Linked DNA regions of Homo sapiens: all the other regions are linked to region 1. Evidence: chromatin loops called from intact Hi-C (ENCODE). Cell type or tissue: Caco-2. All regions are shown on one strand. Each heading gives the region's core, and the rest is flanking DNA. Links, peaks and the distances in the headings are about the cores only.

Region 1 (10,545 bases), core at 1,723-9,722:
ATCATGTATACACCCACGTGCTTTCATATGCATATACATCATGTAGCCTGATCAGTTATCTACAGATGCTTTCTGATATTCAAGAGGAACTGACAAGTGAAAATGATTGTATTGGAGCAAGTGCATCTTCTCTACTGGAAGAAAAAAATCAAAATACCACTTCTAGACTAAATCTCAGCAAACAAAAGACAACCTTCTTATATAATATCAAGGGTGTAGATAGGATATTTATAACAAATGGATACAGAACCTCAGAGAGAGAAAACATTTGAGTCACAAACATGGACCTCATAACTCATTTGATACTCTTTTGAAAACAAGAAGTTGGGACACTACATTTACATATAATTACTACAACAAAAATTCTCTATTTCATATATTTGGTTGCTTATGCCTTTAGAAAGTTCTACAGCAGGGCTCTTAATCATTGGTTTGTTCAAGACATCTTTGAGACTCAGATGAAACCTATGGACGCATCCTAGATAAAAAGCATGTACATAACAAAAACATACCATTTGCAATGTTACAGGTTCATGGATCCTCCTGGAGCTGGCTTAAAACCTCCTACATCATTCTAGAACATCAAAAGCCTGCAACAGAGATGCCCTTGTCCTGTCATGAGACATAAGCTGGCAAAGCAAGGCTATTCTTTCCTTATAACGATGTTACTATACACAAGACACAAAAGAAAGTTCTTGGGTAAAAATACTGCTCACCCAATTCTCACAAACATTACTGTGATGTGTGAAATAAGGATCAGTTTTTCAGTGGTATAGCATATTGAGCCAAAAAAATACTTCTTTTCACCTCCAAATAATTGAAAAAGAAAGACATGCGGTCCTTGTCTATCCTTACATGCAAAGAGGAAGAAGGCCAAAAATCATGAAATAACATTGGTGTATCTTCAGAGCAGCAATTAATTATTTCACTGAAGGCTTTAAATGCATATCTCTTTGTTCCATTGCCTTAGGGAACACTTAAGCAAACTCTAGCATTGTGGATGAAACTACAAATCAGCAGCACGATTAGATTTTTCCAACTAAAATTCACATAGAAGTTTTCTAATGGAAAAATGTTTGTCTTCATAAAGTTGAAATTTATAGTTCTATTTTTGGAATGTACTTACTCATTGAGTTCAATCATGGTGTCATGACTGTAATTTGTTGTGTTGTATATCTACCGGCTCTGCCACCAGAAAATATTTGTTATAGGCTTTAAATGGAATACTGTATATAAAGCTTTTAGCACAGGGTTGCTCATTCAGAAAGAGCTTAATAAATAGCCACGTTAAAAGGCTCTCCTAAGGTGGCAATATTGCAGGTCAGGCAAGTCCCAAAACTGGGGCTCTGCTTGGGAAGATTCTTGGTTTTACTCAGGAAGAAATTCAAGAGTGAGCAGGTGGAGGAAAAAACCAGCTTTACTGAGGCAACAGTGATACAGCTCCATGACTGCGCCTGCAGAGCAGGGCTACCCCACAAGCAGTGTGTTGAGAGTAGCAGCTCAGGGGCAGTTCTGCAATCACGTTTATACCCACTTTTAACTACATGCAAATTAAGGGACGAGTTATTCAGAAGTTTCTATAAAAAGGGTGGTAACTTCCAGATCATTGCCATGGAAAGGGGTGGTAACTTCTGGGTGCTGCTATGGCAATGGTAAACTGTCACTGGTGGGTGTGTCTTACAGAGAGGTGCTTTCCCCTCTTCCCTGTTTCCTAAGTCTTCAATCTTGTCCAGAAGGGAGCCCTGCCTCCTACCTCAGCAGGGCCCTTTTTTTGCTGCTGCTCTGCAGATGATTTGTGGGGGTTTGGCTCCCTGGTACAGCCTTTGACCCATGGCTAAAGAGAAAAAAATCACTAGCATATTGCTTAATTATTTGTTGAGTTTGTTGTATCCAATTTTCAAATGCTCAATTGTTGATCCAGGCTGTTTGGCATCCTTTCCCCTGCTTCTGGAATAACATCCCTTCCAGTAAGTCTTTTTCTGAATTTGTGAGTCTGCCTACTAAGTCTTTTTCTTCACTGTGTCTTTTTTTTTCACGTAAGTTCATTTGGCTAGTCCTAGGGCCTCTAGGCTAGCACCAATGTATCTAGTACTCACTTATTTTGTCCAGTGTTGGCTTTTCCACCATGCTTGTTGCTCCCATTGTATATAATTGCCTGTGTGTAATTTGGATATCTATTTTTTATCCAGGTATGTTGCATTGTACAAGATGAAGTTAGGTGAGTATAGATAACTCCTAAATCTATCTTAGTCTGAATGTGTTAAAGAACTTCCCGGAGTCGCCCTTGGCAAATGTCAGGGGTTTTGTTTTGGCGCATATGATCCCACCAGATTACTCTGAGGCTCATGTTACTCTTGCTTTGCCATTAAGATTTGCTATGGTTGAATTATTCCAATCCATTATATCTAATCACAGGGTGGTTGGGTAAAGCCTCTTTGACCTCACTCCATCATACACTCCCTTAGCGCCCTGTACTTTTCCTTCACAGCACTTTACCTACTTGAAGTCATTTAATTTATTATTGTATATATAATAGTTTGTTTAAGGTCTTTCACCACTGCTAGACTCTAATCTTGGTGACAATAGGGATTGTGTTGATAACTGTAGCCTCAGGGTTTAGTAAAGTACCTGAAGCAAAGTAAATGCCCAACAAATACAAGGTGATTGATTAACTAATTGATTTATATTTTTATGTCAAGAAATAGTGAAGAGCTGGTGGCATTGACCATCACAGGAGTACCCTGCCATTTTGTAGACCATGTCTGTAAAATCTGCAATGATCTTTCATCTAATCTTCCATCAACTCCTAAAATCCAATTACTTAGATGATTAGGCACACATATATGCTTTCGATAACGAGGGTTTGTAGGATCTCTGTGCCTAAATACCATAATCTTGTTCCTATCAGTTTTTTGGCTACTTTATTCGAATGCTCTTTTCAAAAGATCACTGTCCCCTCTTCTCCTGTGTTTACAAGAGTGCCCATCATCTGCTGTAATTAGTTCCAAGGCTTTGGGGACTTTTATTTTTGTCTTTTGAATTCCTCCAACCCAGCAGAACACTAAAAACAAATGTATACCCCTTTGCCTTGGGGAAAACTTGAAGTGGAAGAACTTCATTGTTGATGCTTCCTTCTGACCCCACCCTATCAGCCGTCTCCCTTTTCTGGGCTCACTCTCTCTCCCCACTTGGATCATCTTCTCCACTCACACCCTCAGATGACCAGCTTCCTCATTCTAAACCTTGCCTCTGTCCTCTTTCCGCATCCCCTATTTTAGTTCCTCATCTAGAGCTCTCTACTCTGGAGAGCTCCAACATCCAAAGCTGTCCACGGTCACTAAGCACGAAGATGTTGCCCATCTCAGGGTGACATCGTTGCAATTCCGTGAGGCTTCAGATGGGCACAATTTAACCCAAACAGCTAAATCCACCGGTTGGGATGTCAGTTTTTTTTTTTTCTAGGAAAAAAGAAAACAGATATGGAGACTGTTGAGGCCCTATGGGAATCAGGAGGGAATAAAGGAAACATCACACTTTCAAATGTGAAAACTATGCTCAGCTGAATGTGATCCAGGGAACCCTCTCTGGTTTATAACCTGTCAGAGGCCACTGTGGCTTTCAATATATTATTAAAACCCAACAGTAACAACATAGCGATTGTTTAGAAATTTTTAGACCAACAAAAGATATTTGGGGGCAGAGTATCTTATCACTGACATTGTTTGGAATTCTCTAGGCTCGACAATAATAAAATGCAGACCAACATTTATTCAGTTTTATTCTTTTGAAATTCTCTACCGACCCTGCACCTCTCCTTGCTGCCACCCAGAGCAGATTATTCCACTGTTGGTGCTGGGTGTTTACTACAGATAAGTTCAGATCCACACGGTGTCATTTTCTGTGTAATCTTGAACGGAGATTTTTAAAAGTTAATTTCCATAGTTATTGAGTGCTTACAGTGTGCTGAGACAGACACTTAAGGCTTTGAGTGCTTTGCATACACTGCCTCATATGATCCCTCATGTGATCCTTACAATAACCTTATTAGGTGGGCAGTTTCATTTGCTCTAGTGTGTAGATGAGGAAATTGGGACTCAGAGAAGTAAATAATTTGCTAGTTGTTGCCTCAATAAGAAAGTTGCAGACCTGAGACTGGAATTCAGGACTGTTTGACTTCAAATTATAGGCATTTAATTCAACCTGTTCAAGCATCACTTTTGTCATCTGTGCATGCAGATAATAATGTCTATGTCATGTATACTTGTGTCTTACCTGTCCCAACTTTTCACCCCAGCTTCATTTCCAGATTGTCCCCATCTCCACTTAGCCCACTCCTATTAACTTTTCCAGACTCAGCTTAGACATTATTCACAGGAATCATTTCTCCACCCCTTCCCTTGCCAGTACCTAAGCCTGGGCTAAGCTGCCCCCTATATTGTGTTCCCATAGTGTCCTGCAAAAAACCCTGGTCCAGCACCGACAAGCCCAATGGAAATGATCTATGTGTCTGTCTCCCCAGGCATCCTGCATGCTTTTGGAGCCACTTTGTCTTCAATTGTATGCCCCCAACACCTAGCATTGTGCTTGGAACATAGAGAAAGCTCAAGAAATGTTTCAGAACAATTTAGAAAAACTGGATCTCAGAGCTGGCAGGGCACCTGAAAATCAATTAGCTGACACACTTATCAGATGCTTGGCTCCCTCTGCAACATGTTTCTCCTCTTCTCCCGGAGATTCATTACTTCTCAAGGCAGACCAATGGGCAGGTAGAGCTGTGAGACACAGTGCTTTGTACATTGATCTTCACCACATCTCTTTGTACCCTATAGAATTAGCCTTTTTGTACTACTGACCATTCATCTGATGGTTATTTTCCAGTCTTGCCGACAAATGTATTTGACCAATCCCTGAATGATGCCATTTTCCATTTTAGTAAGTGGAAAACCAAGAGGATTAAAGACCCTCTCTCTTAACAATCAATTGGCAACACTCAAGATTTCAGTACCAATTAATCAACGACCCACTGAAAAAGCCACCTGTGTATTATAAGATTTATTAGTTTGCATGGATGAGAAGATCAGGGGGTAGTGTATGTGGGTAAACAGGAGGAGAAGTCCCTCCTCCTAATAGAGCCCCTATTGGAGGCAATCTTTACCTAAGAAAGTACCTTTAATAGCTGGTACCACGGAGTTCCCCTGGGCCAAGTGGTCCCAAATTGTTATAAGTCCAGATTGCATTAGGCTGAGTTTTCCTTAGTCCAGCGCAGGCCACTTGAGCATTGCCTGTTGACCTGACATTTAGGAGTGCCTTAATTTGATATTTGTCTTTTTGTTTTTAACCCAGCTGGGATGAATGACAACATTCAAGATATTTTCATCTTAGATGCCAAATTGTGATATGCACAAAGCCCTCTCCAAATGGCTTTCACTGGCCCAATTATAGGCTGTGTCAAAATTAGTTCAAGTGTTTGAAGGAGGCAGATATAGGTCTCCCAGTTTCCTCCCTATACTTCTCCAGGGAACCAGATGTTCAGGCTGATAAACTCCTGGGTCTGATCAGCAGACTTTCTTCAGTCTCATCTTCTTTCCCCTTCTCATTGTCGTGTTTGCTTTGCTGTGTTTGCCATTAGAGCTCTGTGTATTGAGCAAACTTTTTAGCCTGTGTATGCCTGCGGATATATTTGCCCTGCTTTGTTTCATCCTGAAGGACTGTTTACATTCTAGCCTTCAGAACTTTTTGGAAACTAGAAAAAGATATAAGCCCTTAGCCTCTGGGCTGTAGAAGCTCATATTTTCTGTGCTCAGAAAATACAGCAATTCTTATGGCCCAGAGCCAGAATAAGAACATCTCTTGGATTTGCAACATTGTCTTCTCTTAGAGGGCAGCAAGAAACCCTGAGATGCTGGAGTAAAATACTTTTCCAAAATAACCATAATAAGTAAGCCTTACCAATCCCAAAGTTAAAATGCTCATCAAAGCTCATGGAACTTCTGCTGTCACCATGCAAGCTAGGCTCCTGGTTCTGCAGCTTACTTGCTGTGATTCCTGGGAAAATTCTGGAATCTCTCTGTGCTTCAGTTTTTTCATCTCTAAAATGGGGCTGATGATACTCACTTTTCGGGCTGTTGCGATTAGCAAATAAACCAATAAAGATAAAGCACTTAGCAGAGCCCCTGGGGCATAGTAAATACTTAACAAAGTATAATCGTTGTTATATTGTTATTGGCTGTGTTATTTCTAATTTAAAATCATTCATTCACATCAAAGTTATTTTCTTTTTTCTTTCCGATATTGTCCTTCTATAGTAGTGATAAGCTAGCTATTTAAAATATAAAATCTTTATTGTACTGTAAAAAACACTGATGTTATAATTTTGACAATTACAAACTGGATAAAATACTTCTTAAAACAACTGTTTAATGGTCCAAGAGAGTTAAACAAACAACAAACAACAATAACAAAAAAACACCTGGTATAAATTGGAGAAAGTTTGACTCTTGAAAGAAGGAACCACATTGGGTGAGATCCAAATGTAGTGATATTCCACCTGAAGACATTCCCTTATCTCTACAGCATTCAGAGGATAGAGCTCCAGCAGAAAGGCAGTCTTATTGACCTTAAAAATCAGATGACAGAGTTCAGGGCTTCCAGAGTAGCAAGAAATTGAGGTCAGAAATCCTGGAAGGAAGGAGCCATGGAAATGGCTCCCCAGATAAAATCCTCTCAAATCCTTGACTCACCTCTGACATGAATGTTTAGAGAAAAGCACCAAGTTGTGCAGGGGGCAAATAATAGCTGGGAAGCCAAAAGGGCTAAATGGAGGTTTTAGCAACTGCCTGCCACAAGACAGATAGATTTTGGAGTTTGAGTTCCACAACGTTAAAGAGGTACCCTAAAACGTAAAGTATAATAATAATAATAAAAAAGAGGCATGGCAGAAAGCTTGGGCTGTCCATCAGAATCTCAGAAAGGCAGTGGTTTGGAATAAAGTTCATGTGCTAGGACTAAGGGAATTGACCTAGGATTAAGTGCAGAACCGAAATGGACATGCTCTAAGAAAGACCAAAACCAAAACTTCACAATACCAAGGCGAACTACTGATAATTTAAGTTTTTGCTAGAACAAAACACTCTTCAGAAGGAGATAATGAAGGCTGGGCACAGTGGCTCACACCTATAATACCAGTGATTTGGAAGGCTGCATCAGGAAGATCATTAAGGCCAGGAGTTTGAGACCAGCTTGGGTAACATAGACTCTTTCTCTACAAAATATTAAAAAATTTTCCAGGTGTAGTGGTGTGCACCTGTAGCCGCAGCTACCTGGGAGGCTGAGGTGGGAGGATTACTTGACCCCAGGAATTCGAGGCTACAGTGAGCTATAATCATGCCACTGCACTCCAGCCTAGGCAACAGAGCAAGACCTTGTCCCTTAAAAAAAAGGAAAGAGATAATAAAGCCCAGAACCTCTATGACATATTATCCACAATGACCAGTGTATATTAAAAATTAGACATGTGAAAACAAAACAAAACAGGGAAATGTGACCCCTAGTAAACTGAGGAATCAGCAAATAGAAACCACCCTAAGATGATTCCTCTATTGAAATAAGTGAATAAGGACTTTAAAGATGTTTTTATAAATACATTCGGGAAACTTAAAAATTACCATAATTAATAAATAGAAATCTCAGCAGAGACATAGAAACTAAAAAAAAAAAATCTGTAACTGCAAAGAGGACTATCTCAAATTTTAAGATTCACAGGATGAGCATAATAGCTGAATGAATAGTAAACTTTTAGTTAGATCAATAGAAATAATTGAATCTGAAGAATAAAGTTAAAACAGATAGAATAGGCGTAAACAGAGTCTCAGTAAGACGTGAAACAATATCAATCAGATAGTTAATTAAAAGCACATTGGCTGAGGCATGTCCAGAATAGGCAAATTTACAGAAAGACTGAGTAGTTGTTGCCTACAGCTGGAATGTGGAGAAGAGGAATGGGGAGTGGCTGCTAATAGGTACAGGATCTCTTTTGGGAGTAATGAAAATGTTGTAAAATAAGTGTGGCAATCATTGTACAAATCTGTGAATAGACTAAAAACCATTCACTTGTACACTTTAAATAGGTGAATTGTTTAGTACATGAATTAAATCTCTATAAAGCTGTTAAAAAATACTGGCTGAAATTTTTACACATTTTGTCAGCCATAGACCCAGAAAGCTCAGCAAACCTCAAGCAGGATAAATACAAAGAAAGCACTGCTGAAAATAAAAGATAAACAGAAAATTATAACAAGATGAGAGAGAGAGAGAGAAAAGACATTATATATAGGAAACAGATAATATGAATGAGTTGACTCAGATCAGAAACAGTGAAGGTCAGAAGATGACAGAATGACTGAAAAGACAGCTGAATTTTATAAAATACAGACAGTCCTTGACTTATGACAGTTTGATTTAGGATTTTTCAATTTTGTGATGGTGCAAAAGTGATACACATTCAATAGAAACTATACTTAATGTACCCATACAACCATTCTGTTTTTTACTTTCAGTACAATATTCCATAAATTACATGAGCTATTCGATACCTTATTATAAAATCAGCTTTGTGTTGAATGATTTTTCCCAGCTGTAGACTAATGTAAATGTTCTGAGCATGTTTAAGGTAGGCTAGTCTAAGCTGTGATGTTAGGTAGATTAGGTGCATTTAAATGCATTTTCAATGATATTTTAAATTTGCAGTGGGTTTATCAGGATGTTACTCCAAGATGCTCCTCCAAGGTGAGGGGCATCTGTGTTTTAGTCAGTGAAAATGTCTTGCAAAACTGAAGATAAAATAAATACAGTTAGTCACACTTCACTTGCACTATAAGAAATTCTAAAGAAAAATTCTTCAAATTGAAGGAATATAATAACATAAATTTATATCTACAGGAAGGAATAAAGAGCAAAGAAATGATAAACAAATCGCTTAAAGTGTTTAGTTAAACTCTTTAAAAGTTATTTGACAGTTTAAGGAGGAATAATACAAAGTATTATTGGATTTAAAGCATGTATAGACATAGAATACATAACAACAATAGTACAAAGACAAGAGAGGATATAAACAAAATTATACTGTTAAGTGTCTAATATGTGAAGTGGGATAATATTAATTCAGGACAAATAGTGACAAAATGCTGCATATTGCAGTTCCTAGAGCAGTCATTTAAAAAAATACAAAAAGGTATAGCTAAAATCCAATTAAATACATAGAATGAAATACTAAAACACATTGAATGAACCCAAAATAAAAATGGAGGGAAAAAAAACCCAGGAAAGGAAAAACAAATAGAAATATTACAACCAAACCATAGCAATAATTACATTAAAGGTAAATGAACTAGATTATTCAAAGGAAGAGATTGCCAGATTTAAAAAGAAGCTAGGTCCAACTTCATGCAGTTTACAAGAACTCATGTTAAATATAAAGACTCAAACAGATTAAAAGCAAAAATGGAAAAAGATGTACCATGCAAACACTGTATTAGTTCGTTTTCATGCTACTATGAAGAAATACCCAAGACTGGATAAGTTATAAAGGAAAGAGGTATAATTGACTCACAGTTCAGCATGGCTGGGGAGGCCTCAGGAAACTTATAATCATGGCGGAAGAGGAAGCAAATACGTCCTTCTTCACATGGCAGCAGGAGAGAGAAGTGCCAAGCGAAGGGGGGGAAGGCCCCTCACAAAACCGTAAGATCTCATGAGAACTCATTTGCTATCATGAGAACACCATGGGGAACTGCCGCCATGATCTAATCACCTGCCACGAGGTCCCTCCCCCAACACATGGGAATTACAATTTGAATTACAATTCAAGATGAGATTTGGGTGGGAACACAGAGCCAAACCATATCAAACACCAATCATAAGATATTCAGTGTGTCTATAGTAATCTCAAAGTAATTATCTTGATAAGGAATAATATCAACATTAAAGAGGTCTTTTAATAAGGATGAAAGGATTCCACCTAATAACAGATTTTCAAACTACATGCATTAAAACTGACAGAACTAAGGGATAAATAAACAAATCCAAAATTATAGATGGAAATTTTAACATGCCACTATGAGTAATTGATGAGACAAGTAGACAAATGCATGTAAATCTAACAATTAATTCCAGAGTACACACTCTTTTCAATAGGACAGGAAATTCACCAAAATAGTCTATGTTCTGGGCTATAAAACAAGTCTCAATAAATTTCAAAAGACTGAAATCATACTGAGTATGAGTTATCTGACCACAGTGAAATAAACAGAATAAAATAACAATTTAAAATATCTAGAAAAATCTCCAATTATTTGGAAATAAATTAATAATCTTCTGAATAGCTCATGATTCAAAGGATAAATCACATGAGAAATTTGGAAATATTTCAAAATGAATAATAAAAATGCAGTCTATCCAAATTTATGAGATGCAGTTTAATCACTACTTAGAGGGACATTTATAGTTTAAATACTTTTTTAAGAGAGAGAGAGAAAGAAGGAGGGATAG
Region 2 (10,545 bases), core at 749-8,748, 84 kb after region 1:
TAGTTTTGGTTTTATTCATTTTATGAGGTTAGCCATGTGCCAGGCCCTTAAGAAATGCCTTAAAAAATATTGCAGTTGATGGAATGAAAAGAAGCTGTCACTGTTCCGAATCATGTCTTTTGGTTAGGAAGAATTCATCAGAATGAGATCTGATCTTGGTCATAGGGCAGCATTTTATAGTGGCCTATACTTAGGCTGTCTTCATGGGCAAATTATTAAAATAAGAATAAGAAAGACCAGATATGAGTCCAAGCCAATCAGCAATGATCTCTCGTAGCCAGAGAGATTACTTCAGGAATGTGCAGGTGACCCTGCCTGGCCAATGGGAATCGGGGTCAGGATAGTTGTTGGAACTGATGAGGGAGACAAACTCTCTTTTCTGCTGGTTTTAATTCTGGGAAAATATAAGTTAAAAGCATCTGCAGATTACCTTAAAGTGAAACCAGCACAGAAGAAAAACTGAGTGGTAGAGAAGCCCAAATCCTGATGATGTTTCTTGAGCCCTGTAGTTCAACAGTTCCAAGGCTAGACCTATTTTGGGGACTTTTCAATTAAGTTAATAGGTAAATTTACTTTTTTTTTTTTTTTTTTTTTTTTTTTTTGATGGAGTCTCCCTCTGTCGCCCAGGCTGGAGTGCAAAGGTGCAATCTCAACTCACTGCAATCTCCACCTCCTGGGTTCAAGCAATTCTCCTGCCTCAGCTTCCCCTAGTAGCTGGGATTACAGACATGCACCACCACGCCTGGCTAATTTTTGTATTTTTAGTAGAGATGGAGTTTCAACATGTTGGCTAGGCTGGTCTCAAACTCCTGACCTCAAAATATCTGCCCGCCTTGGCCTCCCAAAATGCTGGGATTACAGGCGTGAGCCACTGTGCCCAGCCTAATTTACTTCTCTATTTAGGCAAGTCAAGTTTGGGTGACTTTTTTTTTATCACTTCCTAACGAAAGGTCCCTGATTCCCCCATTTCCCCAACTCTTTTTTATATAAATTACCAAGACCTAAGGTTTCTCCCTCCAGAATATCACATATCCATTATGTCATCTCCATCTCAATGTCCATAATCTAGTTTGGGTTCTCATGAACTCTTGCTTGAATGTGCAAACTCTTAGTTTGTCTCTCAGCCTTCACTTTCTCCCCTTGCACTTACCTTTCCAGAAGCTGCCCGATTAATCCTTATAAAGCACAGATATTATGAAGGCACACTGCCCAAAAGCTTTTGCTGACTTCCATTGCCTACTGAATAAAGTTCAAATTCCTGAGTATGATATTTCAGCCCTTCTATATTCTACCTGCAATCTTTACCTTTCCAACTTTTATATTTTGCTGCATCTCTCATGTAATTTATACTCAAGGATTATGCTTTCCAGTTGGGTATTCAAATTTTTGAAGCAAGTTTGATATACGTGAACAGATGAACTTGCTATTTCCATATCCAAATCTGACAGCTTCTAATTCAAGTGACACCTTGTCCATGAAGCCTTCCCTAACACCACAGCTGAAAACTGTCTCCACCCTCTGAGCAGTTACAGCCCTTTGTCCCTTCATTACTGAGCTATTACTTCCTCTTATCTTCCTACGTTTTATTATAGCTGCTTTATCTAGTCTGCTTTCTAGAATTTTTAACTATTAGATAGTCACTGTCCTTTCAGCAGGGTCTGTTTCAGATTTAATTTTTTGTGTACCCCATCACCTCCTCCCATGGTAATATTCCATACATGTTTACTGAATTGGTATAAATGAAGGGATGAGAAAGGTGTATAATAGCTTCTTAGAAAACTTACTTTTTGATGACTACTTTAACTTATAAATAACCAATCTTATTGACCTATCCTAATTTATATATAGATTTCCTGTTGAAGTTCATCCGGACGCTTGAAAATTGGCTTTCTAAATACTAAATTTCATACTTTCCCCCTATTTTACACTATTAATCTGCCAGCACAAAAGTAAAATTTAGGTAAATCTTTGACAAAACTCATACAAATTCTAAACTATCATCTTGATGAGATTAAGTACCACAGATGAGTTTAATTGAAAGTGTCTCATGATCAACAGCTCTCTTTGAATCATGTTAATAGAAGCAATAACATGCATTTAAGTAGTGTGTTACACTTTACAAAGTGTTTCTACAGACATGACTTCATTCCTGTTTCACAACAACCTGGTGAGATCAGTAGGGTGGGAATTGTTGGCCCTGTTTTACCAATAAGGAAAAGGTAAGGTCTAAAAGAGGCTACCCAATTAGCAAGTTTCCATAACTAAGTAGATGACAGAACTAGGACTAAAACCCAAGATCTCTGAACCCTAGTCCAGACCTCTTCCAATTATTCCACACCACCTACCTTAGACTAACTGAGGTAACTTCATTCCCTTTCCAGTAATAGGTTTAGCAAAGGATGTATTATGACTATTGAATTCCAGCCATTGCAATACGAGGACAGGTGTGGGGAGTGGTATAAATTTGTTGCTCCTAAGACACATAAGAAAAGCCCCCTTTTGATTGTCTCCTGGATATAATTATACATGATGTTTGCTTGTTTCTCCATCTTGTCGCAAGCCTGAGGGCTGAGCCAATGCAGAAGAGGGGGCACCAAGAGAAGCAGAGAGGGAGCCTTGAGTGCCCCTCACCTGCAGCCACCCTGACCTTGAACTTCTTGATATGTATGATTTTTCATTTCCTTATTATTTTTTAAGCTAGAGTGAATTGGGATTTTCCATTACTTGCATGTAAAAGCATCTTAACAGAAACAACATAGGAAACCTTATAAGAGAATTTGGGATAGAGAGTCCTGGGTTTTCATCCTCTCTCCAACACTCTGAACAGAGAATGTTACTTAACTGTTTGGAGCCTCAGGTTCTTGCCAGTAAAAAGAGGGATTCGAGCTACTACTGCTCAGGGTTATCCGGTCAAATGCAAGTAGTGGGAAGTATCTAGCACAGTATCTAGCACATGATGCTATTATTATAATGATTATAAATGATCATTATTATTAAGATGGACTCCAACTATATCAGTGCCATAGGTACTTTTTTAAAAGTGCAAAAGTAATTTGGTGCAAAAGTATTTGCGGTTTCGGACTGTGAATTTTAAATTATTATCGCTAAGCTCAAACACATCTTTATTAATCAAAATAGGAACCATTACAGTTAACGCATTTTTGCCAACAAGTAATAAGTTTGTTTATTCCTATAGCGTAAAAATCTGTGCTTCAGGATTTGATGAACATTGGAGAGCATTTTCTGCATCCTGCTGGCTGAGGAAGCGTTTTTCCTGCAAAAGGCTGTCGAGATCCTTGAAGAAGTGGTAGTCGGTTGGTGAGAAGTCAGGTGAATATGGCGGATGAGGCAAAACTTCGTAACCCAGTTTGCTCAACTTATGGAAGCATTGGTTGTGCAATGTGCATTCGGGCGTTGTTGTGGAGAAGAACTGGGCCCCTTTCTGTTGACCGATGCGACCGTAGACCTTTCAGTTTTTGACACATCTCATCAATTTGCTGAGCATACTTCTCAGATGTAATGGCTTCACCGGGATTCAGCAAGTTGTAGTGGATCAGACTGGCAGCAGACCACCAAACAGTGACCATGACCTTTTTTGGTGCAAGTTTGGCTTTGGGAAGTGCTTTGGAGTGAGAAGAATCTAGTTCCAACCACTGAGCTGGTCATCATCAGTTGTCATATGAAATCCACTTTTGTCGCACATCACAATCCAATCAAGAAATGGTTTGTTGTTGTTGCATAGAATAAGATGACGCTTCAAAACGACATTTTTTTTTCTCAGCTCATGAGGCACCTATGAGTGGGTACTTATTGAGCTTTTTCACCTCTCCAATTTGCTTCAAATGCCAAACAACCATAGAATGGTAGATGTTGAGTTTTTCAGCAACTTCTCGTGTTGTTTTAAGAGGTTCAGCTTCAATGACTGCTCTCGGTTGTTGTCAACTTCCGACGGCCAGTCACTATGCTCCTTATCTTCAAGGCTCTCCCCTCCTTTGCAAAACTTCTTGAACCACCACTGCACTGTACCTTCGTTAGCAGTTCCTGAGCCAAATGTGTTGTTGATGTTGCAAATTGTCTCTGCTGCTTTACGACCCATTTTGAACTCGAATAAGAAAATTGCTCAAATTTGCTTTTTGTCTAACATCATTTTTATAGTCGAAAATAAACAGCAAGTAAGAAGTCATTAGCAAAAAACATAAAGTGAGAAATGTACATTAAAGTGATATATAACATAACATTTAATAATGTATTCCAGTATCAAATGGCAAATTTCAACAATGCAAAAATCGCAGTAACTTTTGCACCAACCTATACTATTTAAAACTACAACTTTACACAAAACCATTTTATAGCTAACTCATCCTTTCTTTTCTTGTCAGGTAGGGATCAGAATAAATGCAAAGGTTGACACCTATCATGCTTAGATCAAGAATACCCAATCTCTGAGTGAACTTCATTTCCCTGAAGCTTGGAGATCGTTGGGCAGAGGATGAAAGAGTTGATAATAAAATTACAGATTGTAGTTGGGGTTGGGGGACTGCTACCAAGACTGGAATTTGCCTTGAAGTCAGCAATCAACCCTTCAAAGCTAGGCTAAGAAATCAAAGGCTTGTCATGTATTTGTTTTAAGTTTTCCTGCAGGAAGGTTTTTAAGGATTTAAGAGTTCAATTTTATTACACTGAGAGAGGGAGAGAGAGATTGCTATCTCTTGTCCTGAAAGAGCAAATAGCTTGGATAACCTCATTTTCCAAAATGCTATTTATACAACTGTGAGGTCATGGTAGTTTAGGTAGTTTAGACTTCCTGGGTCTTCCTGGATTGTAGCCAAGTGACTTTTTCATTTTCACATTACAAGAAAAATTGTCATGTCATCTTGGAGTGGTGTCACATTGCTGGGAAGAGCCCATTTTTATTGGCAGCATGATCCTCAAACCACTGTATTACCTATCACCCTGCTGTTTGATGGAATGGACCCACTTCTTGTCTGGAGAGTCTATCCTCACCCTGACTGCACACAATTCCCCAAACAGCACCTCTGCCAGCCTTGAGTAGAGACTAAATATCTGTGTGCTCCAGGAAAAGCCAGAGGACTCAAGATTGGCCCACTAAGAAAGTGTGAGGCTTGTGGGTGTAGTGACATCAGAGCCATTTATTAACAGTTTGGGTTTATGTCTTGATTTCCCAGGGGCAGGGACAACAATGTGAGCAACTACTTACAGATCCCACAGGATCAAGGGGCTTTTTCCCACTAAATTTAGTCTGCCGGAAACCCGGATAAAAAAGTCACTCCTCCTTGAAGGAAGTCCCTACCTGCAGCTGCTGGTGTCAGTACTGGAATCTCATCCCAGTGTGACCTTCATTGCCTCTGTCAGTGTGACAGGTTCCACAGAGCTGTCACCCTGCAAACTCACCCTTCCTCCAGGAGCACAGGCGCAGAGCTGCAGTGGAGGGTACCTGTGTGGCTTCCTTGTCTGACACAGATTTGCCTTCATCTGGTAAGTCCCACCTCACTCCCCCAGTTCCCAGGAAAGGGCTTTCTTAAACCAGCACAGCCCTGGAAGGGCCTCTCTTGTTTCAGGTGGGAGAACCAGCCCTTGTGGCATTCTGCAGGGCTTTGAAGTGAAAAGAACACATGGATGATTATTCTTGTGGTTTCCCTAATCTGTGTGCGGAGGGCAGAAGGAGCCAGGTGATCCTGTGTTTGAAATAAAACAGGTTACTCTTCTGAAAAAGGAGGAAGCAATTTGCTTCTGTAAGTACAAATCCTCCTGCTGAACCCCTGGGCCAGCCACCTCTAGCTGGCTTTCAAATGTGACAAATTGGTGCCATTTCCAGTGATGGCTGTGAGGCACTTTTCACAAGCTCACTTGTTTTTCAGCAGCTCTCACCTCCACAAAGAGACAAAGGAAAACCTAGAGGCCTAGACTGTGGGGAAGAAGTGCCAGAACAATCTGCTGAAAGTTAAAAATAAGTCTTAAAGTCAGCTCACTGCTGTCTGTTTTCCAAGGTCAGACTGACTGATGATTTTAGTCAAAACAGCCAAACTAGCTTCCCTGTGACCTCTGTTCAAGGTGGCTCCCCGTGGCACACCTGATGGCATCCATTCATGGTCCTACTGCTCAGAGGGCCTATGCTGCCATGTGTAAGAGCTGAAAAATAAGCAATGCATGACATCTTCTTCAATGAGCTTTTATACCAGTAGCTATTCACAGGGTTCTTATGACTAGCTAAAATAATTTGAGAATCAGGCTCTGTGCGATATGTTAATATTTGGATACATTTTCTAATGAAATCCCTATAATCTCCTTACAGCCCTGTGAGGAGGGTACTGGTCACTACCCCTATTTTGAAGCAGGCTTTCCCAATGTGCTGATTATTTTCTGTCTGCCTCTCTCCCATGAGTTCTCCACCCTTCACTACCCTGCACTGTGCTCAGAAGGCTGGTCCTTACAGACAGCACAACCTGACTCCCTTGTGAGCTGACTTTGGTAGGCCTCGGGAGATCAGAGTAGGAAGAGAAGAGGTCAGGGTGCTTCTTTCCAACTTCCTCCGTCCTTGGGGAGCCATTTCTTGCAGCAGCTGCAACTCTCCATGGACTACTCGGCAATTGGAAGCAGGCTTCCCTCCAAGGTGCTCATGCTCACTGGGCTCTGGGACAGCATTTTCTCCTTTCTGCCTCCTGCCCAGATGAGTGATGGCTTCCCACTGCTGCTAGACCCTGGATGCCTCTCTGGCTTGTTTGTTCCCTCTACCCTGTCTTCACCTCCATAAGTAGCCACTTCATTAAAGTATCATCATTTGAACCAATGTGCTATTGCCAAGACCCTGAATAACACACCCAGCCAAAAAAGGTGCAGGCCAGAGATGCAAACTCATGGTATTCAACAGTAGGGGAGGAGAAACATAAGCTGAAAATAAAACGAATAAAATTACAAGAGCTATGAGAAAGTTACAGAAAGTGTTATGGGAAATCAAAGGCCAACAAAAATACTTTGTAGAAGATGTAACATTGTGTTAGGCCTTTGAAAAATGGACAGAATGTAGACAGATGGATATGAAAGAGTTTCAGATATGAACAAAGACAGCAAGGCAAAAAAAAAGCACAGAGCACATCTTGGGAACAGAAGTGGTTCAATTGTAGAAGTGGGGTAAACTTACGGATGACGTTTTTCAAACTCCATTCTTTTTTTGAGACAGGGTCTCACTTTGTCACCCAGGCTGAAATGCAGTGGTACAGTCACAGCTCACTGCAACCTTGACCTCCCAGGCTCAAGCCCCCCAGGTAGCTGGGACTACAAGCACACGTCACTAGGCTCAGCTAATTTTTGTATTTTTTTGTAGAGATGGGATTTCACCATGTTGCCCAGGCTAGTCTTGAGCTCCTGAGCTCAAATTCTGTTCTTTAGAAGGCTTCTATATTGTGAACTGTTACTTCTGTATTGAAAAAAGGATTCCGTGGTCAAATAAGATTGGGCACCTTTGAGATAAACGAGCTTAACTAGATTTCTTTATGCAAGACTTCTCAGAGTATTTGAAATGGTAATATCCATATTTAACTACCTTTTTTTACAGGCAATTTATTGACCTCTTCCAGAAGTGTGGGAGGGAATAGAATTTGGGAAACACATATTGTCCAATAGCATTCTTTAATCCTGGGGGACTCCATGGTAGAGCAACTCAGAACACCCTGTAGTGGCCAAATTCAGAGCATACTGCAAAGAGTTCTGCAGAAAGCCAGTCAAATGTCATAAATCATGGACAAATGGCACCTAGAATGCCACCATGTAGCCATAGCGTGAGTAGTGAAATGTAATTAGCAGGCCAAGTGGAAACTGAATTTGTTATCTGACATGAACTGTAAGGAAACAATGGTAAACAGACCCTAAATGGAAGTTCAGATTAACATTCTGGAGAGTGTGAGAGCCCCAGTGGTAAAATTTCATGTACACTCACTGTGTCCTGTTCCTAGTGGCTGGCAAGCTAAATTATTTCTGATCTAATATTTTTAACCAATTAGAATTTTATTCATTAATTTAATCATTTATTAAATTAACATTAAATAAGCCTTTACAAAGAGCTAGGTTCTCTGCTAGACTATAGCAGAAAACTATAAAGACTAAAAAGGAAAACAAGACAGATTTCCTACTCATAAGGAGCTCTGGACTGCTTGAGTTTCAACATGTAAATATATATAATTACAACATAAGATATAATTTTAATACAACCCTCTAAAAAACATAAGTTAAACTTACAAATCTAGCACCGAAGGGTTTGGAAGCCTTCAGAGAACAGCTGATATTTGAGCTTGAAGGATGAATAGAATTTTCCACAAAGTAAAGGAGAAACCTCATAAAAGACCCAAATTCAAATATCCAGACCCCACACTGAACCACATGAAAGCTTACTCCTTATAAAGGAGTAAAAAGAGAATCCAACATTTATGGATAAATATAAACAAAAATTGAAAACAAAATAATTTTCCATAAAAGATTTTTAAAGTTGTAAAGATTTCAGAAAAAAAATTTCCAATATAAAATCTTCATTTTCTCTTTTGTTCTTGATCATAAGATCCAGTATGCAAGTTAGAGTAGATCAGAGAAGCCCCATGCTGGCCACTTCAAATTTGGAGACTTCAAATTTGACCAGAGAAAATGAGAAACACATAGTTATTCCAAAATGTTCCCAATATTTCAGTTTACAATAGTGCCCAGAGCATACAGGAAATTGCAAGTACTCAAGTCTATTTTTCTTTCTGATAATTTTAGATTGGCATATTCTAAGTAGGATTAGAGTAAAGCTTTTACTTGCTGTGCAGCTCTTTTTTTCCTACCATATGTACCAATATGACAATTTAACCCTACAATAATTTTGTATGTTAAGCTTTTATATATTACACCTTCACATATTTACATTTAGAGTGCCTGACTACCTATGTTTCCAAAGACTTAAAATGAGTAATCTATACTTAACAAAAATAGAAATTTTTAGAAAGTTTTGAATGTAATACAAATATATTTGTTTTCTGTATTAAGTGCTGTAGAGATTTGAGTGGTTTATCTTGTTAGATTTGTTTTTATTACAGGAATTTTACTATGGGGGTTTTACTTTTTACAAGGAAAATTTTAAATTAAACATTATAAGAAAAATGTGATTTTGCCCTAAAAAAACACTGACAAATATATAAACCTTGTAATATTCATGGTTCAATAGGTAATTGTTCAATGAATGAACTGATGGTACCATAGAGGAGATTGGAGGAGGAGACAAAAAATACAACCATGGCTCTCATTTGAATCTATAATTCTTCCTGAATTCAATATTAAAACTCTCTTGCCTGTAGACCAGACTGAAGACAAGATTTGGGGGTGTCAACGGGAGTCCTGGGATACATTTTTTCTTATAAAGTCTGGATTAAACTTTTTAGCATGGATAATATAACAGTTTGATTTATTCATTTATTCATTCAACAATTTTCAAAAACATTTATTGAGCATTCACAGTAGTAACAATAGCAGCAGTGATAGTAATGATAATAATAATTATAATAATAATACGTATTGCCAATTTAGAATTTACTTTGTGCTGAGCTCGATGCTATGGGTTTTGTACTGATTATCTCACTGAATCTTTACAACACCCCTAAATCAGTCTCATTGTGCAGATGAGAAAAGTGAGGCACAGAAGGTCACGTAACTTGCCCACATTCACCCAACGAATAAATGAATTCTAAGTTGAATCCAAGTCAGTCTGACCACAGAATTTCACATCCTTTGCTACTCCGGGATCCCATGGTAGGCACCGTGGGTGCCCCAAAATTAAAAAATGATGTGGATCATCTTCCCGTAAGGATTACTATGTCATAAGCTCAAAGACTGTAACAGCAGGTTATCTAGGTTCTCTACTAACAGACAAGAAATCAAGGCCAATGAGTGTGGTGATTTACCCAAGGTCACACAGCACCTCTATGGCTAAGACACATTTAGAATGCCCCACCCTGTGTTGACTTTCATTCCAATTCTCTTTTCACTCACTACACAGAGCTGAAAACCCCCACTTACTGAGTAAACTACAAGATCCACGTAACACTTTATTATTATCAAAGAAATATGAAACCATATGGAAATGATTTTGAAATATGCCCATTTATCTCCTTAGACATAATCCTTTTTGATAACTTTCAAACTGACTTAAATTGTTGAGGCTACATATGGATCTTGGTCTCATAAAAAATAAGCACTAAAATTTAGTTGAGTTGAGGTTGAGTTTAGAGTTAGTGCTGGTCATGCCACCCTAAGCTTCCAAGTATCATTCAGTCCCATCTTGTTTCCTGCTTTGGGGTTATTTAACAGGTCATTCGTGAGTTATTACATAACTGGAACAAAAGCAAGATAGAATCAAAAGGATACTTAGAGCTGGAGTGACATCAGAAACTGATGCAACCTCCTTATTGTCAGGACGGGAAAAGGCAAGTCTGGGAAGCAATATAACACAATGGAATCCAGCAAAAGAATGGGGCAGACTGGGCAGAGGTCACAGCTGTGATC
Region 3 (10,545 bases), core at 511-8,510, 110 kb after region 1:
TTCTACAGAACAGTGCTCGGCATGGCAGGGATTCCAGGGCTCCTCTTCCTTCTCTTCTTTCTGCTCTGTGCTGTTGGGCAAGTGAGCCCTTACAGTGCCCCCTGGAAACCCACTTGGCCTGCATACCGCCTCCCTGTCGTCTTGCCCCAGTCTACCCTCAATTTAGCCAAGCCAGACTTTGGAGCCGAAGCCAAATTAGAAGTATCTTCTTCATGTGGACCCCAGTGTCATAAGGGAACTCCACTGCCCACTTACGAAGAGGCCAAGCAATATCTGTCTTATGAAACGCTCTATGCCAATGGCAGCCGCACAGAGACGCAGGTGGGCATCTACATCCTCAGCAGTAGTGGAGATGGGGCCCAACACCGAGACTCAGGGTCTTCAGGAAAGTCTCGAAGGAAGCGGCAGATTTATGGCTATGACAGCAGGTTCAGCATTTTTGGGAAGGACTTCCTGCTCAACTACCCTTTCTCAACATCAGTGAAGTTATCCACGGGCTGCACCGGCACCCTGGTGGCAGAGAAGCATGTCCTCACAGCTGCCCACTGCATACACGATGGAAAAACCTATGTGAAAGGAACCCAGAAGCTTCGAGTGGGCTTCCTAAAGCCCAAGTTTAAAGATGGTGGTCGAGGGGCCAACGACTCCACTTCAGCCATGCCCGAGCAGATGAAATTTCAGTGGATCCGGGTGAAACGCACCCATGTGCCCAAGGGTTGGATCAAGGGCAATGCCAATGACATCGGCATGGATTATGATTATGCCCTCCTGGAACTCAAAAAGCCCCACAAGAGAAAATTTATGAAGATTGGGGTGAGCCCTCCTGCTAAGCAGCTGCCAGGGGGCAGAATTCACTTCTCTGGTTATGACAATGACCGACCAGGCAATTTGGTGTATCGCTTCTGTGACGTCAAAGACGAGACCTATGACTTGCTCTACCAGCAATGCGATGCCCAGCCAGGGGCCAGCGGGTCTGGGGTCTATGTGAGGATGTGGAAGAGACAGCAGCAGAAGTGGGAGCGAAAAATTATTGGCATTTTTTCAGGGCACCAGTGGGTGGACATGAATGGTTCCCCACAGGATTTCAACGTGGCTGTCAGAATCACTCCTCTCAAATATGCCCAGATTTGCTATTGGATTAAAGGAAACTACCTGGATTGTAGGGAGGGGTGACACAGTGTTCCCTCCTGGCAGCAATTAAGGGTCTTCATGTTCTTATTTTAGGAGAGGCCAAATTGTTTTTTGTCATTGGCGTGCACACGTGTGTGTGTGTGTGTGTGTGTGTGTAAGGTGTCTTATAATCTTTTACCTATTTCTTACAATTGCAAGATGACTGGCTTTACTATTTGAAAACTGGTTTGTGTATCATATCATATATCATTTAAGCAGTTTGAAGGCATACTTTTGCATAGAAATAAAAAAAATACTGATTTGGGGCAATGAGGAATATTTGACAATTAAGTTAATCTTCACGTTTTTGCAAACTTTGATTTTTATTTCATCTGAACTTGTTTCAAAGATTTATATTAAATATTTGGCATACAAGAGATATGAATTCTTATATGTGTGCATGTGTGTTTTCTTCTGAGATTCATCTTGGTGGTGGGTTTTTTTGTTTTTTTAATTCAGTGCCTGATCTTTAATGCTTCCATAAGGCAGTGTTCCCATTTAGGAACTTTGACAGCATTTGTTAGGCAGAATATTTTGGATTTGGAGGCATTTGCATGGTAGTCTTTGAACAGTAAAATGATGTGTTGACTATACTGATACACATATTAAACTATACCTTATAGTAAACCAGTATCCCAAGCTGCTTTTAGTTCCAAAAATAGTTTCTTTTCCAAAGGTTGTTGCTCTACTTTGTAGGAAGTCTTTGCATATGGCCCTCCCAACTTTAAAGTCATACCAGAGTGGCCAAGAGTGTTTATCCCAACCCTTCCATTTAACAGGATTTCACTCACATTTCTGGAACTAGCTATTTTTCAGAAGACAATAATCAGGGCTTAATTAGAACAGGCTGTATTTCCTCCCAGCAAACAGTTGTGGCCACACTAAAAACAATCATAGCATTTTACCCCTGGATTATAGCACATCTCATGTTTTATCATTTGGATGGAGTAATTTAAAATGAATTAAATTCCAGAGAACAATGGAAGCATTGCCTGGCAGATGTCACAACAGAATAACCACTTGTTTGGAGCCTGGCACAGTCCTCCAGCCTGATCAAAAATTATTCTGCATAGTTTTCAGTGTGCTTTCTGGGAGCTATGTACTTCTTCAATTTGGAAACTTTTCTCTCTCATTTATAGTGAAAATACTTGGAAGTTACTTTAAGAAAACCAGTGTGGCCTTTTTCCCTCTAGCTTTAAAAGGGCCGCTTTTGCTGGAATGCTCTAGGTTATAGATAAACAATTAGGTATAATAGCAAAAATGAAAATTGGAAGAATGCAAAATGGATCAGAATCATGCCTTCCAATAAAGGCCTTTACACATGTTTTATCAATATGATTATCAAATCACAGCATATACAGAAAAGACTTGGACTTATTGTATGTTTTTATTTTATGGCTCTCGGCCTAAGCACTTCTTTCTAAATGTATCGGAGAAAAAATCAAATGGACTACAAGCACGTGTTTGCTGTGCTTGCACCCCAGGTAAACCTGCATTGTAGCAATTTGTAAGGATATTCAGATGGAGCACTGTCACTTAGACATTCTCTGGGGGATTTTCTGCTTGTCTTTCTTGAGCTTTTTGGAAGGATAATTCTGATAAGGCACTCAAGAAACGTACAACCACAGTGCTTTCTTCAAATCATATGAGAAATACTATGCATAGCAAGGAGATGCAGAGCCGCCAGGAAAATTCTGAGTTCCAGCACAATTTTCTTTGGAATCTAACAGGAATCTAGCCTGAGGAAGAAGGGAGGTCTCCATTTCTATGTCTGGTATTTGGGGGTTTTGTTTGTTTTTGCTTTAGCTTGGTGAAAAAAAGTTCACTGAACACCAAGACCAGAATGGATTTTTTTAAAAAAATAGATGTTCCTTTTGTGAAGCACCTTGATTCCTTGATTTTGATTTTTTGCAAAGTTAGACAATGGCACAAAGTCAAAATGAAATCAATGTTTAGTTCACAAGTAGATGTAATTTACTAAAGAATGATACACCCATATGCTATATACAGCTTAACTCACAGAACTGTAAAAGAAAATTATAAAATAATTCAACATGTCCATCTTTTTAGTGATAATAAAAGAAAGCATGGTATTAAACTATCATAGAAGTAGACAGAAAAAGAAAAAAGGACTCATGGCATTATTAATATAATTAGTGCTTTACATGTGTTAGTTATACATATTAGAAGCATATTTGCCTAGTAAGGCTAGTAGAACCACATTTCCCAAAGTGTGCTCCTTAAACACTCATGCCTTATGATTTTCTACCAAAAGTAAAAAGGGTTGTATTAAGTCAGAGGAAGATGCCTCTCCATTTTCCCTCTCTTTATCAGAGGTTCACATGCCTGTCTGCACATTAAAAGCTCTGGGAAGACCTGTTGTAAAGGGACAAGTTGAGGTTGTAAAATCTGCATTTAAATAAACATCTTTGATCACAAAACCCTTGTTTTCTCATATAATGCCTATAAGCAATCTGGTGTTCTACTAAATACATTCTGGGGATCTCTGTAACAGCCTTTTGGTTGAGGTGGTAATGTAGAAAGAATGATGAGTCCGAGTGGGGTCAGGTGTCTGTGCCTTTAGGGTTTAACCAGACCCTATAACCAGGATTTGGAAATCTTCACAGCGTGAAATTAGAAGTAATAAATTTGAAAATTATCTGTCGCTGAGAATCAGAAGTTTGTGGCAGAACTGGGGACACATGTTTTACATAGACTTTACTCCAAATTTTGAATTTTGAAAAGGAGATAGTGTTTTTAAAAGGTGGGAAAATAGCCTTAAAGGGGTAAAGAAATAGGAGCAGAGTTGTATGTGTAATCTTTCTTTTTACTGTTTTTGGACCAAAAAGGGATTGAAATACCAAGGTCATGCTCCCAATTCCCTGTTCTTTGTGTAGCTCAGTCTACCTGCTTGGGGAGATGGGAAGTACCTGGTGATGCCTGGATCATGTATTCAAGGAATCACTCTTTCTCTAACAAACCCCACAGGAGGTCTTTAATGCAGAACTTGTTAAGAATGACTAAGCCTGCCCTGGAATGATGACTCTAGGCTGCTGTCTGCTAACTGAAGGGTAAATGGCAGCCATCCAGTGAGTCCAGAGGAATTCTGACAGTGATCCCCAACACTCACTGAGGGCTTCCTTCTTACTTTGCCTGGGTTCTGCTGCTGTTCATGTCTGCACTTTTTCTTTGTTCTTGTCATGAACCAGCTCAGGTATGCCTTGAAGTTGCCTCTGACCATTGATTTCTATGGATGTTTGATAAGGCAGCCATTTCATTTATCATTCAGAATGGGATTCTTTTGAGAATGCTATGACTAATGAAGCTGGGGCAGCAGGTGTAAGCCAGGTATGTCTTGGCCAACAAGCATGTTTGGTCACTTAATTATTAACCTTTCAAAGCTCTGTATAGCGTGCAGACTGGCAGCCATCCTTGCTAATCTAGGAACAAAGGTGGGGCTGCAGCTCCCTGCGTTTCTCCTCTCTGGGCTTCCATTGTGATTCCTGTGATACCTTCTTTGCCTGGCTCAGCATTCTGAGGGCCTCCAATAGGGGAAGGGCATTTAAAAATCCTTTTGATGGGGTGGGGTCATCGTACATACATGGCAGACATGAGGCCATTTCTGGGCGATCAACAACACATCTGTTTTTAGTCTGGGGTTCCCCCCGGAGGAGGAAATAAACCAGCTTCCAGAACAAGAGTAAACAGGGGTTGGCCGGGCATGGTGGCTCATGTCTGTAATCCTAGCACTTTGGGAGGCTGAGGCAGGTGGATCACTTGAGGTGAGGAGCTCCAGACCAGCCCTGCTAACATGCTGAAACCCCGTCACTACTAAAAATACAAAAATTGGCCGGGCATGGTGGCGCATGCCTGTAATCCCAGCTGCTAGGGAAGCTAAGGCAGGAGAATCGCTTGAAACTAGGAGTCGGAGATTGCAATGAGCCAAAATTATGCCACTGCACTCCAGCCTAGGCAACAGAGTGAGACTCTGTCTCAAAAAAAAAAAAAAAAAGAAAAAGAAAAAGAAAAAAGAAAGGGTAAACAGGATTGAGAGCTGAGATAGCAGCCTGGTATGGGAAGATGATGGCCTTGGAGTTGGGCAGACTGATTCCACAGTTGTCTAGTTCCTTATGGCAAATAAATCCCAATGCATTGTGGTTTAAAATTTAAACCCTCCTATATGATTTAAAGATCCTCCCTCTTCTGGGTTCCAGCTTCTCAGTGGGCTCATTTGAAGCTGAGGAAGAGAGAAAGGAGACAGGCATATTTATCTGACTCATTGCAGTGATGTTCTCTCTTCATTGCTTGCTGCTTCTCAGATAACACCAGCTCTTCTACCCTCCTTAGCCCTTAACTATGGTGATATAACCCTCTGTCTCCTGCGCACCTTTATCTAACAGATAGCTGTCTCAAGTACACAGCCAGCAAGATGCTTCAAGCCCAGTCATCTTGTTTCCTATTTGCATAACCCACAAGAAACTCATAGGCTTGCTATACCTGTGTGTTAGTGGCTTATTGAGAATTTGGGAGGGAATATGTTTGAGCCTCAACAAACTGAAGTGCAAGGGCCCCTGGCAGTATCAAATTTGTTCTGTTTAAGAGACAGATGGGGAAGAGTTCAAAAAGATAGATTCCAGCCAGCTCATATAGAAATTAAGGATTCTGTCAAGGTCTTTTTAATTCATCTTACTTGCTGGGGGATACAGTCAAAGGACTTTAAGTAGGAGCCCTGGTGGGGCCTAATCAGGACCGACTTATCCATGAAGGGACAGTAGGCACAGTGTCTAGGGCCCACAGCAGTTTCAGAGATCACACAGAAATATTTATTTTAAAATCAGAAGAAGAAAGTTAATTTTTAAGCCTAATAAAATGTGTTAATATAATGTTAATATATTTATATTAACAGCCATAAAATATAATTTTTAATATTTTTTAATGGAGAAGGAGACTTATGAAGGCAAAAGTGCTTAGGGCCCACAAAAATCAAAATGCAGCCCTGAAACTCATTCATATTTGACAATATCTCTTTGGATGCTAAATGGAGAATGGATTTTAGGCAGTGGCAATGGGAAAACTAGTAATCCAGGTAAGAAATGGCAGTGACTTTGACTTTGGAAGTAGAGGATATTGAATAGTGGTCATATCTGGAAGAGTATATATTTGAAAGTAGAGCCAACATGAATAGGTGTGGTAAAGGAGGAATCAAGAATGACTGCTTGGCTTGGGGCCTGAGCATCCACAGAGATTCCAGGTGCCATTTGCTGAGATGGGAAAGACTAAAGGAAGAGAATTAGATTCTGCTGTGGAAATGAAAACCGAGAATTCCTGTGTCAGTCATGTTAGGTTTCAACTGTCTAGCGGACACCCAAATGCCAATGTCAAATGAACTATAGGATCTCTGATTGTGAAGCTCAGTAGAAATATCTCAAATGCACTTGTAGATGATATTTAAACCACAGAGAAATAATATCATCTGGGGAGAGAATGAGGCTTGAGAAGAGAAGAGGGCTGAGGACAGAGTCCCAGTCCACCAACATTTAGATGTTGGGTTCAGTAGAAGAGAAGGAGGAAGAGGAGGAGGAGGAGGAGGCAGTAAGGAAGCTGGTAAGAAGCCACCAATAAGGTTAAGGACAACAAGGAAAATGTGGCCTCAAAGAAAGCAAGAGAAAAAAGTTGGAAGCCAGGTTGAGGAAGTGAGAGACAAAGGGTGGGACAAGATCAGATTGTGCTTCAGGTTATGTTTAGAAATGTCCCTCTGGCTATGGTGGGAAAGACGGGGTGGAAGGCAGGAGACCAGAGAGGAGTCTGTCTAGTCCTCCAAGCCTCAGCTGTTTTCATGACAAGCAGAACCTTGCCTTGTGTGTCTCTGTGCACCCACCATGCAAGCATGGGGCACTGTGCACCAGGTATGCTTATCATGCCTGTGAATGAGGGATTGATTAACTGAATCCTCCAGGGACACTTGGGACAGCTCTGCCCACAAGAAGAGCAAGAACCCAGGCATCAATGGGGTGGTGCAGACATGGGCTCAGGGAGGCCCTCTGCCATCCCCTCCTGCCTGGACCAATGTTTTCTGAGAGGCAGAAAGTGCAGGGTGACTCTTCACTGTGGTATTTGTCTATGTGTGTATCAAGTGTGTAAAAATACTGTGCTCTCTTAGTCTTGATTTATCACTGCCCCTTGTCTTCGGGCTATTAAAAGGACTAAGGCCCTGTCTTCCATAAAGAGCAAGAACAGCTTTGAGAAGCGTCAAGTTCCAATCCAGTGAAGAAAGACTGAAGTGTTTGCCTTGGAGAGAATGAGGAGAGTCTCAGGAAATGAAATAAACAGAACAAGGGGCTAGAATCCAAGCAGCAGCCGTGGGAACAGCAGCCAGTTCTTGCCATCCAATGAGATGTCTTCTCAGGATGGCCTTCCCTGGCCATCTTCTCTGAAATTCAATGCCCCTCAGCCCCTTCCTCGGGGAGTTCTTATTGCCCTTCCCTGTTTTATTGTCCTGCTCTGCACTTATCACTAACACTGTTATATTTATGTATTTGTCCTCTGCCACTAGAATGTAATTTCATGAGGACAGAGGTTTTTATCTGTTGTGTCCCCACAATTAGAACAGTGCCTGGCATGTAGGTTCTCAATAAATAATGTTATTCAAATGGCTGATTGAACGAATGATCCCAGATGGTTTATATAACCCAGAACATGATGACTTAGGGTTATGTGAGCTTGGATATTTCTTGGGTCCAAACACATCCCAGAATAAAACTCTTGTGGTGTTTTGTATGTATTCTGTTCTATTCTAGCATGTGTTACATTGCTGTTGTTATTTATGTGTCTGCCTCTTCTACAAGACTATGAGCCTTGCAAGAGCAGGGGCTGAGTTCTGTTCTTCTGTGTCTTCCCTTATCTATCCCATGGTCTAGCACAGGAAATATTTGTGAGAAAGTGAGTGTCTGTCTGTCTGTCATGACTTAGCCTGTCATGACATAGATCCTCTCCCACATCTCACAGGCAACAAGCTAGAGTTCTGTGCTATCCATCACCTCCTCTCCAGCTCCCCTGCCACTGCCCTGATTTCACCTTGTTGTTTCTCCTTTAACTATGACAGCAGATTCCAAACTGGATTCTGAGCCTCCCAGCTCGCCCACACCTGCCCAAGACATGTTCTGAAGCAAAGACCTGATCAGGCCCCTCCCCTATGTTTCCTATTGACTAGATGCTGGTTACTAGAGAAGTTTAGTTTTCTTAGCCATGAATCCATGACCAATCCAATATAGTGATCAGATTTATCCCCCATTGCTTCCCAGAGTCACATAACCTGTCGTCTAGCCAAGTTGTACCAAACACATCCGTGTTTTCAACCTTCTGTCATTGCTCAAGCTCTCCTACCCTCCAGCTAGGTTGCCCTTCCTCCATCTCTTCAATTAGTCAATCATTCAGTTATTCATTCAGCAAATGTCCTCAAGCCCACCTCGGTGCCAGTCACTGTGTTCACGCTGGGGCTGCAGAGATGACTGAGATACATCCCTGTGCTCAGGGTGTTCATGCGTCTTCTCCTTTTGAGGTCACTGTAGTCATGACTCTTGCTCTACCTCCCAGAGTGATGAGGCTCAGTAACTACCCTCTCCACAAAATATCTTGGCCTCAGTACAATGGAATTGCCACTTTGTAAATTGAATGAGTTGAGTGCTTCCCCTACATTTTAATAAGTCTTTGAGTTACCGTCCTGCCTGATTATTACATTTCCTTTCTTGGATTTATTAAAACTTGCTCCACCCCCAGTTCCCTGATGGAAAATGCCATGTTTGGTAAACTAACATAGCCCCCAGCATGACTAATATCCTCTGTGGATAAGGCATTCTGGGACATAAGGACACTGTTTTTTTAAAGTGACAGGTTTTACTACTCCAGGATGATTTCCAGACCAGCTGAACACAGCGTTGGAATAGAAATGCCACCACTTTGTCTTTCTACTTTCACAGAAAAGATGTGTTGGTTGAGTATAACATAATATCAGGAAGAATTCATTCAATTCCTTCATTATATCTTTACCGATCAGCCTCTTTATGCTTTGTTTTGTTCTTCAAGCTGTTTAGTGTCCCAAATTCTCTTCACTTTGTCTGAGGTCTTGAAAATTGTAAAATCCTATGAAGATTCATCTGCAGAAAAAGTTTAACTTGAAAATCTAATTATTTATAAGACCCACTTTTGTGAAAGAATAAAACATGATCATGCTTGAGTCTAAAACTCTGGACATTTATAGTTGCGATCAGATTTATTTCCATTCTATATTTTTTCAAATGGCCTATTTTTGCTTGAAAATATGGTTTTTGAGGGGCAAGAAAGCCTTTTTTTGTGATTTTTTTTATTGCCTTCTAACTGTGGGCTTCTGTTTCCCTCATGCTTTCTATTTCATGTATAGTATATTTTGGATCATGTTTTTCCTGACTCTGGAACTTCCTATAACTTTTTATATGGTGTTCCTTTTAGATACTGTTTTAAAAACTCTTTCTTTTGAAATGTGTCAATCTGTCCAGAGAATTAAGTTAATGATGTGGCTATTTTTAAACTCTTTAGATAGCTATGGTTGAAAAGACAAAAAACAAAGTGAGCAATTCTGTGACTGCAGATAGAACTTTTCTAAATGGCTGGCTGGCATTTTTGAGACAAAACTCTATACTTTTATTGAAATACCTCTATTTCTGGCTCATGGATTGTCACCGTATTCTAGAAGTAAGACAAAGAGCCTTGTCTGGTGGACCTGAACACCAATTAGAGTTTCTTTTCAAGAGTATCACTATTCAGCTCTCCTGTTTGCCACTGGCCAGTTGACTTTTTATAGCCAGTGAAAATCCATCCAAGAATCCTGCAGTTTCTTCATGAATTTGTTCTTGTAATGAATTTACGTTGTGTTCAGGCAAGTATCAGATCATTCATTTATGAAACCAACAAGCATGTATTGAGTACCTGTAATGTGCCAGACACTTTTATGAATGATTTACATATATTAATTAATTCACTTCCCACTACAAACCTATGAAGTAGGCATTGATTTTGTATCCATGTCAGAGAGGGGCTAATTGAAGCAAGGTAACTTGCCAAAAACACACAGCTAGAAATGGGATTCATATCTTAGCAGTCTGCCTTGGGAGTTCATGCTCTTATTCTACTAATAGCAAGGTGCCATAAGACTACCGTGAGTGGAGCAACTAACCATGCCTCCAGATTGGGAGTCAGGAGCCTCAGGGAAGGCAAATTCAGAACAAGAGTTGTTTGATCCTTGATGAAGAGGCTTAATCGTTGATTTGATCCTTGTTAGCAACTGATTAGCACATACCAAATTACCTGCAGAGAAGATACACCAGAAAAAAATATGTGCAC

What was found. Peaks named below come from ENCODE experiments on the same cell type or tissue, not always from the same donor. Only the 100,000 strongest peaks of a DNase experiment are listed, where the experiment ranks them.
Region 2: it touches region 1 in a loop (4-fold over the local background); 2 of 110 quality-filtered maps call a loop at or near these places.
Region 3: it touches region 1 in a loop (4-fold over the local background); 2 of 110 quality-filtered maps call a loop at or near these places.

Annotation. Positions count from the first base shown.
Region 1 is chr11:86,700,910-86,711,454 of GRCh38, forward strand. No RefSeq gene overlaps it. Among named protein-coding and RNA genes, the nearest start is that of ME3, 34 kb to the left of the region's middle. In Caco-2, for the core only: no CTCF peak of the experiment used is centred there; a DNase peak (open chromatin) is centred at 5,642.
Region 2 is chr11:86,785,700-86,796,244 of GRCh38, forward strand. It overlaps a transcript of PRSS23 not described here. Among named protein-coding and RNA genes, the nearest start is that of PRSS23, 9.6 kb to the right of the region's middle. In Caco-2, for the core only: no CTCF peak of the experiment used is centred there; DNase peaks (open chromatin) are centred at 4,542, 4,905 and 5,592.
Region 3 is chr11:86,807,623-86,818,167 of GRCh38, forward strand. PRSS23 (serine protease 23) reads left to right here. Exons shown (of 2, transcript NM_007173.6): 2 at 9-3,611. The coding sequence starts at 22. The coding sequence ends at 1,173. Among named protein-coding and RNA genes, the nearest start is that of PRSS23, 12 kb to the left of the region's middle. RefSeq lists an enhancer at 3,917-4,503. In Caco-2, for the core only: no CTCF peak of the experiment used is centred there; a DNase peak (open chromatin) is centred at 4,589.